2 separate regions of the Homo sapiens genome follow, and region 1 is linked to region 2. The links are chromatin contacts, found by Hi-C or POLR2A ChIA-PET in ENCODE. All regions are on one chromosome and are shown on one strand. The core of a region is the stretch at or near the end of the contact, and the rest is flanking DNA. Distances in the headings are between cores, read along the strand shown.

Region 1 (6,022 bases), core at 3,301-5,800, 43 kb before region 2:
GCCTGCTGCAAGGGGGGTCTGGGTATGGAATTTATATGAGATTTTAAGGAATTTGGCTCAGGGTCGGGGCTAGTTTCTTTCAGTGTTTCGGGCGACCATCTAAACACCTTTATCAGTGCCTGGGAATGTTTAAGGCCCCAGCTTGGGCTCAAGCCTACAGGAAAAAACCTTCGGCTGTCTGGGTCATAGAGTGGTCAAGGCATTTGGTATTTGTCAGGAGAGAGAAAAAAGTGAGGGAACCTGGGGGACCCTACATGAGACAATGAGTTCACTTATCAAGTGGTCATAAAGAAAAGGCTGTGACGATGTGGGTCTGGAGTGGACCCAGGCTGGAGATTCAAAACTGAGTGATAGATTTACATGGGTCCAGAAGCCTTTGAGGGCATGGAGGAATGTCAAATGTAGTGGATTAAATGGTGCCCCCCAACCCCACCAAATTGCATTCATGTCCTACTACCTGGATCCTGTGAATGTGACCTTATTTGGAAAAATGGACCTTACAGATATTATTAAGTTACAGGTTATTAAGGGAGCTGTTGCAGTGGTTCCAGGGCCTGCAAGAGTCATCAGCATTCAGGGAGGCTTCAGTGCCAAACCTCCCTGGATTACCTGGGTAGACCTCCCAATCTGCCCTGGATTACCTGGGTAGACGCTACAGCCAATGACAGTTATTTTTATAAGAAACAGAAGGGCAGAAGATGCAGACACCGAGGAGAAGTGCAGGTGAAGATGGGGCAGAGATTCGTGTGATACAGCCACAAGCCAAGGAACTCCTAAGCCACCAGGAGCTGGAAGAGGCAAGGAGGGGTTCGCCCCTAGAGCCTTCAGAGGGAGCACACCCCGGTAACATTTTGATTTTGGACTTCTGGCCTCCAGAACTGTGAGAGAATAAAATTCTGTTGACTTAAGGCACCTAGTTCGTGGTAATTTGTTGTGGCAACCCCAGGAAATGAATAGATCAGGAGCCCAGATGGAGTCTGAGGGCCTTATGTTAAGGGCTGAGTGGTGAAAGTGAGGCTACAAAGGCAGAGGTCAGAAATGGTATCTTCTGGGTGGAGGCAGGTAGAGGAAAAGGAATATAAAAACAAATGAATGGCCACTTCCTGCAAGGCAGGAAGACCAAGGAGACATGATCCTCAGAAGTCCTGCCCCTTCTCAAGGCTGCAGATTTTTTAGGAGGATATCTGACCAATGCTGTGGTCCTGAGCTGCCAGGACTCCAAGACCCTGCGGAGGTCTTACTCATGCCTTTGGAGACTAAATCTTACAGTGTGGAGCAAGGTATTGAGGAGATATCCGTCCATTCAAGGAGTTAGCAAATATTGAGCCCAGTTCGGTGGTGGGAAAATGGCAATGGACAAATGCATGCATGGTTTATGTACTCCCAGACCTCCCAGGCCAGTCGGGGAAGACGTTACCCAAGCGATCATTCAATTCTATCAACGGTGGCAAGTGTTACGAAGCACACGGGGACATGAGAAGCTGTTATGGGAGGTTTTGTGTGTGTGGTTTTTTTTTTTTTTTTTTTGAGACAGTCTTGCTCTTGTCACCCAGGCTGGAGTGCAATGGCACGATCTTGGCTTACGGCAACCTCTGCCTCCTGGGTTCAAGTGATTCTCCCACCTCAGCCTCCCTAGTAGCTGGGATTACAGACACCGCCATCATGCGTGGCTCACTGCAAGCTCTGCCTCCCGGGTTCATGCGATTCTCCTGCCTCAGCCTCCTGAATAGCTGGGACTACAGGCATGCGCCATCACACCCGGCTAATTTTTTGTATTTTTAGTAGAGACGGGGTTTCATCATGTTAGCCAGGATGGTCTTGATCTCCTGAACTCGTGATCCACCCGCCTCGGCCTCCCAAAATGCTGGGATTACAGGCGTGAGCCACCGTGCCTGGCCATGCCCAGCTAATTTTTGTATTGTTGTAGAGACGGGGTTTCACCATGTCGGCCATGCTGGTCTCGAACTCCTGACCTCAGGTGATCCGTCCGCCTCAGCCTTCCAAAGTGCTGGGATTACAGGCATGAGCCACCGTGCCTGGTCTGTTATGGGAGGTTTTGACCTACTCAGGGAAGTAAGGAAAATCTCTCTGCCTCTGAGGGAATCTGAAGGATTCTGAAGGTTTTAATCAGGGAGGGAAAAATTTTTTCTAGACAGAAGGAACAGCATGTATAAAGGTCTGGGGTGGGGAGGGGGAATGGCCAGTTAGAGAGACTGGAGGAAGTTCGATGTGGTTACAGAAGTGAGCAGAGGCCAAACCATGTGGAACCTTATAAACCACTTTTTGATGTTTCTCAAGATCAGGGCAATTTCCCAGCTGCAAGTAATGGGCTCAGATCTGCATTTTGAGATCATCATGGTTGTAGTGAAGGAGAGATGAGAGGGAACAAAAATGGAGGAGCAGCCAGTCAGGAAAGTGTTGCCATCACTCATGTGAAAAAGATGGAGAGAAGTGGGTGGATTAGAGGGAGATTTAGGGGTAAAATTGAACAGACTTGGGATATAGGTAAATAGGGTCTGGGGATGAGGGAGAGGGAGCTGCCAAGTATGACTCCCAGGCTTCTGGTTAGGTAACTGATGGGAAGTATCTCCTTCAGTACAGCAGTGAAGACAGGATGTGTGGAGGGGGAAGATGTAGGGGGAGAACAATAACTCTGTGTTGGACATGTTGCCATTGAGGTGCCTGTGGACACTCAAGTGGGGATGTACACTGAACAGTGAGTTACATGAATCTGGGGTTCAGCAGTAAGGATAAGGGTAAAGAGAGAAATTTGTGTCACCTGCGTGTAAAGAGAAGCGTGAAGTGGAAAGCCTAGACCTGAGTTTTGAGGAACCCCCAACCTTTACTAATAGGGAGAGGATGCTGAAGAAGCTTGAGCAGAGGTGGCCAGAAAGGATGAGGGGAAACCAAGGGAAATCAGTGTTCCAGAGGGGCTGTGGTCATCGCTGGGTGTCAGACACTGCTCAGGGCCCTGGCAGATGAGGTCTGAAGAACAGCCGTTGAAATTGGAGATTGGAGGCTACAGTTTATTGAGACCTGGTTTGGTGCTGTTAGGGAGCTAGAAGGCTGACTGCAGGGCCTGAAGAGTGGGAGAGACAGCTCCTTTAGGGCCTGAAGAGTGGGAGAGATGTGAGGATGGGGAGACAGCTCTTTCAAGAAATTCCGCTGCGGTTGAGAACAGAGACACTCAGTGGGGTCGAATGAGGGTTTTGTTCCCATAGTAGAGGCTTGAACACATTTACAGGCCAATGGGAAAGATCCAGTTGAGAGCGGGTAGTTGAGCCTTCAGGAGAGAAAAGGGATGTTCCATGGGGCAAACTCCTGAGAAGGGGGAGGAGATGGAAGGAAGCTTCTGTGGATGTAGCAGATGCAGGAGGGTTTGTGTAGTTTTAGCCGGGCTCGAGCCGGTGGCTGACGCAGGCAGGAACAATGGCTCACCCATGTTTTATGTGTATTTCCGTGTGCGTGCTCCTGCTTTCCCCAGGTCTGGGCCGCCTGCCTGGCCCGTGTGCCGTAGGGAATATCCACACTGGGCCTGGGCGGAGGCTGGGCATCTCCCGCTCTGGGCTTGCTCCCTGATGAGATTCTCAGACCGTGCTTCCCCTCATTCATGAGAGGAAGGTTCACAGAGCAGGCGTGGGAACCTGCCTGGCCGCCAGGGCCTCCTCCCGCTCAGGCTGAGGTTTGCTGCATCTCTGTCCTTATTCCCTTCCAGACTGGATTGGCTGAACCAGGTGTCCACTCTTTTTGGCCCATGGCATAAAGAAGGGTTTGGGCAACCCAGTGTGCCCCAGGTTGTTACCGCCCCCCCGCCTCCGCCCCCACCCAGCCTTTGATGGGCCCCCTTCTCATCAATCCATCACCCCTGCACATGCCACCAGGACTGCCTGGACCAGAGCCCGGGACTCTCTGAAACCCACTGAGAGCTCGGCCCTGGGAATGGGCCTCCCAATCTCGGTCTCCAGGGGGTGGGCCCCAGGTCCCTAGTCTTCCTCAGGGTCTTCTCCACTGTTCTGCCTCCTCTCCTGATACCCAGTTCCTAGCCGGGGTGACCCCAGCCTCCCGTAACAGCCTCCTTGTGGTGGTGCTGGGAAGAAGGGGCCCGTGTACCCGGCAGGGCCCCCCAGGCAATGGGCATGAGCGCAGGCAGGGAAATCCGTCAGCCTCCAGGGACGCTCTCCCTACAGCCCCGGCGAGGGGATCGGGTCGTGGCGACCTCTCCAGACGCCCAGGGGCTGGGCAGGAGGGCGGGCCAAGGCCCGCAGGTGGGGGCGCCAAAGCCAGGCGGGCGCGGAGTACGTGCGGTGGGCTGCGGGCGGCATGAAGGGCGCGGGCGGCCAGCTCCGGCTCCGGCTCCGGCTCCGGCTCCCGCGAGGCCGGGTAGCCTGGGCGTTCCCAGGGGTCGCAGAGGACGGCGAACCCCGGCGGAGCCACCGGAGCTGGGGACCAGGACGCAGGCAGGCGTGTGGAGCGTGAGGTGGGGACGTGGCGGCGGCTCAAGTGGGCGGAGCCCCGGCAGCGGCCCGAGGCGGAGTCGCCAAGGGAGGAGGCGCCGAGCTGACCGGGCGACGCCGCGGGAGGTTCTGGAAACGCCGGGAGCTGCGAGTGTCCAGGTGAGCGCCCCGCCCGCTCAGCCGCCAGATCAACCTTAGCGCTGGGGCGCGGGCTGGGGTCGCCAGGCGGTGCGTTCTGCCCGCGCGGGGCTGAGAGTTAGGGGCCGGGGCCGGATCCGGGGCCGGGGGTCGCGCCGCTAGCCGCCAGCAGCGCAGTCCGGGCCGCCACCCTGCACCCTCCGCCCTGTTTCTGCACCCGTCTGGGTTCTTGTGCCGCCGCCCGCAAGCCTTCCCGAGCTCAGGGTGGTGAGGTCAGCGGCGCCCTTCGTGCAGTTCCCTCGGCTGTCGGGCGGGGCTGGGAACTTGGCCGCTCTTCCCTGTCAGGCTCCCGGGAAGTGGCGGCCTGACCCCGGGCTGCCGGCTGTTGGGAGCGGGGGCGCGGCGTCCGCCTGGCCCTGAGGGGCCTCTTCATATTGGCTAAGCCCGTTCTGCACCCTCCCAAGGGCTGGGAGTCCTAGGTCTTGTCCGGGCAGGGTCCAGCTTGGAGCCCATTAGATGGGCCATTGGATCAGAAAGTCTTTTCTCCCCCAGACATCCTTGTGGAACCAGCGTTGTTTTTCCTTGGCAGCTGCGGAGACCCGTGATAATTCGTTAACTAATTCAACAAACGGGACCCTTCTGTGTGCCAGAAACCGCAAGCAGTTGCTAACCCAGTGGGACAGGCGGATTGGAAGAGCGGGAAGGTCCTGGCCCAGAGCAGTGTGGTGAGCGCTGTGCTGGAAGGGAATGCGGGCAGTGGGTACTTGGTAGAGCACTGACTGCCTCCGGCCAGAGGACTTCCCGGAGGAGGTGACCCATGAGCTGGAGTGGTCAGAGGAAGGCTGGCAAAAGGGCATCGTGGACAGAGGAACAGCCTATGTGAGTGGGAGCAGAGACCTTGGCCAATGCCATTCCTTATGGCCTTGTAGTGGAAGCAAGGTGATGGGGAAGGAACACTGTAGGGGATAGCTGTCCACGGACGCTGTCTACAAGACCCTGGAGTGAGATAACGTGCCTGGTACTGTGCCCTGCATGTGTAAGATGCCCAGTTGACCTTCGCAGCAGGAGCCTGGATCAGGGCACTTCCTGCCTCAGGTATTGCTGGACAGCCCAGGTGGGTCCCTGGCCTTTGTATTCTATTTGACTTTAAGATGGTGCAGGAGAATACAAAAAACTATCCGGGCATGGTGGCGCGCGCCTGTAGTCCCAGCTACTCGGGAGGCTAAGGCAGGAGAATCGCTTGAACCTGGGAGGCAGAGGTTGCAGTGAGCCAAGATCGTGCCACTGCACTCCAGCCTGGGAGACAGAGCGAGACTCCATCTTAAAAAAAAAATAAAAAAGAGAGATGGTGCAGGAGAGCATTGGGATCCCTCCCAAGACTGTGACTGTTGTCTTTTGCTGTAGAGTGACACCCGAGATTTGTGCTTCTT
Region 2 (5,869 bases), core at 1,406-3,905:
TTGGCATTAATATGTTCACTAGGGCAGTAAAGAGTTATTGAGCGTTTCATTATGCATTTGGTACTGTGCTAGGGATGTTACAGTCTATTACTGCATTCAGCAACTCTTCAGAACGAATACATAAGAAGCAGAACGTCAGAAAGGTTAGGTAATATACCTGAGGTCACATGAAGTCTCATTGCTGGTAAGTGGAGGACCTGGGAATGAAACTGTGGCAGCTTCCAAAAGCCTTTGCTCTAAAACAAAATTTATATTTTCATGCATTTAACAGTTATTAAAGATTTGATGGGGAAACATAAAGACTGTCTTTATCTTTAAAGAATTCTGAGCAATGGAAGGGACTCATAAATAGGTGTGTGAAATGTGAGAAGTCTGGTAACAGAGAATGTGCTTGAGGAGCACAGTAGAGTGAAGGTCTACTTTAACCAAGAAGTTGGCACTACAGTAGGCACCGTTGGAGCTGGGTCTTGAAGTATGAGCAGGAATTTGTTTACTGTGCTATCCTAGTTTAAAATACATGCACGTGGCTTAAAAAATAAGGGACAAAGGAAATTACCCTAAATAGTTGCTGTCCCACCTTACTGCCAACTCCTAGTCCCCCTTCCTAGAGGAACCTTTTCAAATTATTTTAAATTTTTCTGCCTATTAAATGCTTATAAAATGCTGTTCCTTGATTTTTCCACTTCAGAAATTTGAGAGATGATCATTTAGTTTATATTCACTATCTCCCATGGTACCTCCCCCTGCCTTTGCCATTTTTTGATAGTTATATTTTGTATAGTCCTCTCTTGTTTGCCTGGCAACATAAATTTTTTTGTTTGGTTAAAACTAAGATGGTGAGATGAAGATCTAAACTAGAATTTTACCAAACAAATGATCACTATTGTCTAGCCAAGTTGACACATAGAATTAAGTATCATATACCCTTTTGTCTCCCAACTGCCGGTCAGTTATGCTTTGGACATTATTTTAGTAGCCATAGTAAGTTGCTTCTAAAAGTGAAAAACACAAATGTTATGTTTCTTAATTTCGTTGAATTAGTCACTATAATGTTGATGTAGCTAATCATAAAAAGGAATTTGTGTCTTATTTGTCTAATAGAATTCAAAATGAATTTATAATGTATATAATTTGATAGGGCTACAATAACAAAATACCACACACTGGGTGGATCAAACAAAAGGAATTTGTTTTCTTACTGTTCCAGAGGCTAGAAGTCTAGGATCAAGGTGTCAACAGGTTGTGTTTCTTCTGAGGCCTCACTGCCTGGCTTGGTCTGTGTGTTGTCTATGTCACCTCTTGGTCTATGTGTTGTCTATGTCATATCGGATTAAAGCCTGCACATATGAACTCATTTTACTTTAATTATGTCTTTAATGCCCTGTTGCCAAATACAGTCACATATTGGGTTAGGACTTTAGCATATGAATTTTGGGAGAACACATAAAACTACTAGGAAATCATGTTAGATCTGATATACTATTGAGACTAAAGCAAAATACTTTTCCTTACTCTTTGTACATCAGATATAGCCCATCATGAACAAATGTATCTGATTATTAAGTATGTTTGCATAAGAATAATGTCATAACACTAGAAGTTTTTTATTTTGAGAAAAGAGATATAGGCTCTTATGAAATTATTAATAAATTGAAAAAAGATATTGACATAAAATATCTTTGAGGCCATGGATATAATTGGACAAATACAGCAGGTGTGTATATAAGGGTGGAAAAGCCATTATTTTCCCCCAAAATGGTTATGCCAAATAAGTTCATAATCTGTGCAAAAATGCTGCTTCTATGAATTAAAATATAACCTTTTTAGTGTGTACAAATGATACATAATCTTTTATGAATTCATTGAGCAGTGGAATGTTATGCTTGTTCTAAAAACTACATTAAAAACAAATCCTGAGAGGCATCAAAGTCAAATATGATCAAGGTACTTTACACAAAGATGTTTGTCAAATATTAAAAGAACATAAAATGACAAAATACAATATCCTGAAATAGGAACCATCTTTGTGTGAACAGATTACAAATTTTCATGTAACTTGTCTATGTGGCATGGCATTTTGAACTAAATATAGTAGAAAAAGGTTTATGAAAAAAAAGACTATATACAAAGCTGCATGCTTAAGAAAAGGCCTATTCGTTTGCTTATAACAAATGAGAGAAAGTAACTTAAAGTTATGTTTCGTTAATGTAAAACTTTAAAAGAGATATAAATATACTTAAAGAAAAATCAGAAATATACAAATTACTGAATGAGTATATCAATTATTGTGGGAAAAGTGTTCGTCGAATAGAAATTAAAGAGATTACAGATGTCCTAGAGATGGAGATATGAAAAATCAAATGAAGTATTTTTGTATTTTTACTTGGAGAAATTTTCTACGAATACATCTGATTAACAAAAAGCAGCCATGGCCTTGACTTACCTCTTAAATAGTCCAATGATTTATATCCTGTGGCAATTTCATCTGAAATAGTGGTAAATAGCATGCAATATCAATAGTTTGCATGAACAAATGTGACCCTGAAAGAGCCAGTCCTTCAAGATGGATCTTAAGTGGCTGAGTGGGCCTAAATTTAAAGCAGAGCCAAGAAGCCATTTGGTGACTAGAGGCCACACACCTATTTTGAGTTCCCTGAAAACCCACACCTCTTTAACTTTGGAACTTTCAGAGCTCACCTGAACCAGCCAATCAGAGCCCACCTCCCTTGCTGCTCAGTTGTATCAACCAATCAGAACTGTGTTTCCATCTCATTTGTATCAGTGCACCTGATTGGGAACCAGGGCAGGAACTTTTGCTATAAAGCTAGAACCCTTCCTTTGTTCTTTGGACCGCACCTTCCTTTTACATTGAAGGCTGTGTTGGACTCCCTAGTTTGCAAACTATTCACTGGAATAAAGTCTCTTTCTTCCAGGGAACTTTTGTTCACATTTGTAATATAAAATCATGATGTTTGTATCCTCTAAAACGGATTTGCAAATTTTTCTTCGGGCAGCCTTACCCAAATTTCAAAATGGTCCTGATAATTTTTTTAAAACAATACCAGTCACAGTGTGATATAGTTTGGATCTGTGTCCCCACCAAATCTCATGTCAAATTGTAATCTTCAGTGTTGGTCATGGGCCTGGTAGTCGGTGATTAGATCATATAATGGAGGCGGTCCTTCATGAATGGTTTAGCACCATTCCCTTGGTGCTGTTCTCTTGATAGTGAGTTATTGTGAGATCCGGTTGTTTAAAAGTGTGTATACACTTTGGGAGGCTGAGGCGGGCGGATTGCTTTGAGCTCAGGAGTTCAAGACCAGCCTAGGCAATATGGTGAAACCTCATCCCTACAAAAACTACAAAAATTAACTGGGCATAGTGGCTCACTCCTGTAGTCCCAGCTACTCAGGAGGCTGAGGTTGGAGAATTGCCTGAGCCCGGGAAGTGGAGGCTGCAGTGAGCCAAGACTGTGTCACTGCACACCAGCCTGGGTGACAGAGACCTGTCTCAAAAAGAAAATGTAGCACCTCCTCTCTCTCTCTCTCTCTGTCTCTCTCACTGTCTCGTTCTCTTGCTCTTGCTCCTTCTCCAGCCATGTAAGATGTGCTTGCTTCCCCTTTGCCTTTAGCCATGATTCATAGTTTCCTGAGGCCTCTCCAGAAATGGAAGCCACTACACTTCCTGTACAGCCTGTAGAACCATGAGCCAATAAACCTCTTTTCTTTATAAATTACCCATTTTCAGGTATTTCTTTATGGCAATGCAAGAACAGACCAATGCACCATGGTATCCTGCAAAATCCTGAAGTTAATTAAGAATTATTTAAGAGGCGCGGTGGCTCACGCCTGTAATCCCAGCACTTTGGGAGGGTGAGGTGGGCGGATCAGGAGGTCAGGAGATTGAGACCATCCTGGCTAACGCGGTGAAACCCCGTCTCTACTGAAAATACAAAAAATTAGCCGGGCGTAGTGGCGGGCGCCTGTAGTCCCAGCTGCTTGGGAGGCTGAGGCAGGAGAATGGCGTGAACCCGGGAGGTGGAGCTTGCAGTGAGCCGAGATTGCGCCACTGCACTCCAGCCTGGGCGACAGAGCGAGACTCCGTCTAAAAAAAAGAACATTATTTAAGATCGTCACTTAAGAAGAGTAGATTTTGACAATTTTATTGATCAGTTTACTTCCATTAAAGTCATTGGTATAAAATATTTAAACTTAATATGAGTTTTAATATACCAACTTTCAATATTGTCAACCAATTTAATGTGTAAAAATTAACAAAAACACGAAAACGTACGTAAGAAGCATACGTTTTTCATTTTGCCTCAGGCTTCAATATAGTTTGGCACAGCACTGCTCTTAAGTTTCCAAACTTGGCATTTTGACTCCAATATTAGATTTGCCAGATTCAGCAAATGAAAATACAAGTAACACCCAGTTTAACTTTAGATAAATAACACATAATTTTTGCATAGGATATATGCATACTAAAAAGTTTGTTGCTTATCTGAAATTTAACTGGGCATTTTGTATAATATCTGGTAATTCTAAAAATAATTATCTTACATGGTTGAAAAAGCTGCCTGCTTCTTAGTACAATGTAACTGTTGCACCAACACCGTCTTGCCTGTTTGATTGCTGGTTATGTGGATGACTGAAGCGCACACACGGGAAGTCATATGGCTTCTGTGTCACACTGTCCAGCCTGTAGGTATGTCCAGTCCTTACCAGGTCTAGAAGAACACAGCAGCCTCACTCCATCCGAGGGCAGAGGAGCGAGCATATTCCCCACTGCCATGACCCTCTCCCCAGCTCCCTCTGCTTCAGTCACACTGACGGCCCCAGTACATTCGTGCTTGTTGGTCCTTCTGCCTGGAAGGTACCAATACCTAGTAGTTTCTACCCTCATTCCTTTCAAGACTGATCAAAGATTACCTTATCCAAAAGAGTTCTTCTTGTTTCACTGCTGTGCTGCTCGGGCTAGTCTGGAATTCCTGGCCTCAAGCAATCTTCCCAAGAGGTTCCTCCCTTCCTCCCTCCCTCCCTCCCTCCCTTCCTTCCCTTTCTTTCGACAGTCTTGCTTTGTTGCCCAGGCTGGAGTGCAGGGGCGCAGTCTCGGCTCACTGCAGCCCACTCCAAGAGGCCTTCATGACTACTACGAAGGATTTGCGTTCTCATTCTCTTCCTCCTTAGCCTGTTTTCTTTCTTTTTTCTTTTTCTTTTTCTTTTTTTTTCTTTTTGAGATGGAGTCTTGCTTTGTAGCCCAGGCTGGAGTGCAATGGTGCGATCTCTGCTCACTGCAACCTTCGTCCCCTGGGTTCAAGCGATTCTCCTGCCTTAGCCTCCCGAGTAGCTTGGATTACAGGTATGCACCACCACGCCCGACTAATTTTTGTATTTTTAGTAGAGACAGCGTTCCACCATGTTGGCCAGGCTGCTTTCCGATCCCTGACCTCAAGTTATCCTCCCGCCTCTGCCTCCCAAAGTGCTGGGATTACAGGCGTGAGCTACCACGCCCAGCCCTGTTTTATTTTTCTTTAGAGCACTTATCACTGAGGTAAAAGGTGGGACTTGACTCCAGACGCAGGCGTCGGACACCGGACCAGATTGAGGACTGGCTAAAACAGGGCCAGGGCCAAAGTAGCTTTCAATCAGCCCACCAGGGTGCTACGTCGGTTTGCAGTTGCTATGACAACACCCTGGCGTTAGGGCCCCTTTCCATGGTAATGACCCAATGACCCCAAAGTTACTACTCCTTCTCTGGAAGTGTCTGCATAAACCTCCCCTTAATCTACATGTAATTAAAAGTAGTAATAAACATGACTGCAAAACTGCCCTGAGCTGCTACCCACTGTCAATGGGGTAGCCCTGCT

Evidence for each region. Hi-C counts contacts between places; a loop is a spot of excess contacts on that map. ChIA-PET counts read pairs that join two places held with the same protein, here RNA polymerase II (POLR2A). Pooled maps may share reads with other maps.
Region 1: a map of mammary epithelial cell shows a loop between it and region 2 (4-fold over the local background). The contact joins the promoter of P4HA2 here to the promoter of P4HA2-AS1 in region 2. A Hi-C loop is called at or near these places in 23 of 168 maps with a recorded cell type or tissue (Caco-2, K562, MCF 10A and 13 more) and 21 of 50 pooled maps. POLR2A ChIA-PET finds 5 or more read pairs at or near these places in 11 of 52 experiments (HCT116, HEK293, HepG2 and 7 more).

The regions. Positions count from the first base shown.
Region 1 is chr5:132,226,381-132,232,402 of GRCh38, reverse strand. It overlaps P4HA2 (prolyl 4-hydroxylase subunit alpha 2), which reads left to right and starts at 4,550. Exons shown (of 15, transcript NM_001017974.2): 1 at 4,550-4,613. RefSeq lists silencers at 4,204-4,433, 4,574-4,833.
Region 2 is chr5:132,181,662-132,187,530 of GRCh38, reverse strand. P4HA2-AS1 (P4HA2 antisense RNA 1) reads right to left here and starts at 2,655. Exons shown (of 3, transcript NR_047470.1): 1 at 2,444-2,655; 2 at 158-236. RefSeq lists enhancers at 2,492-2,993, 5,336-5,863.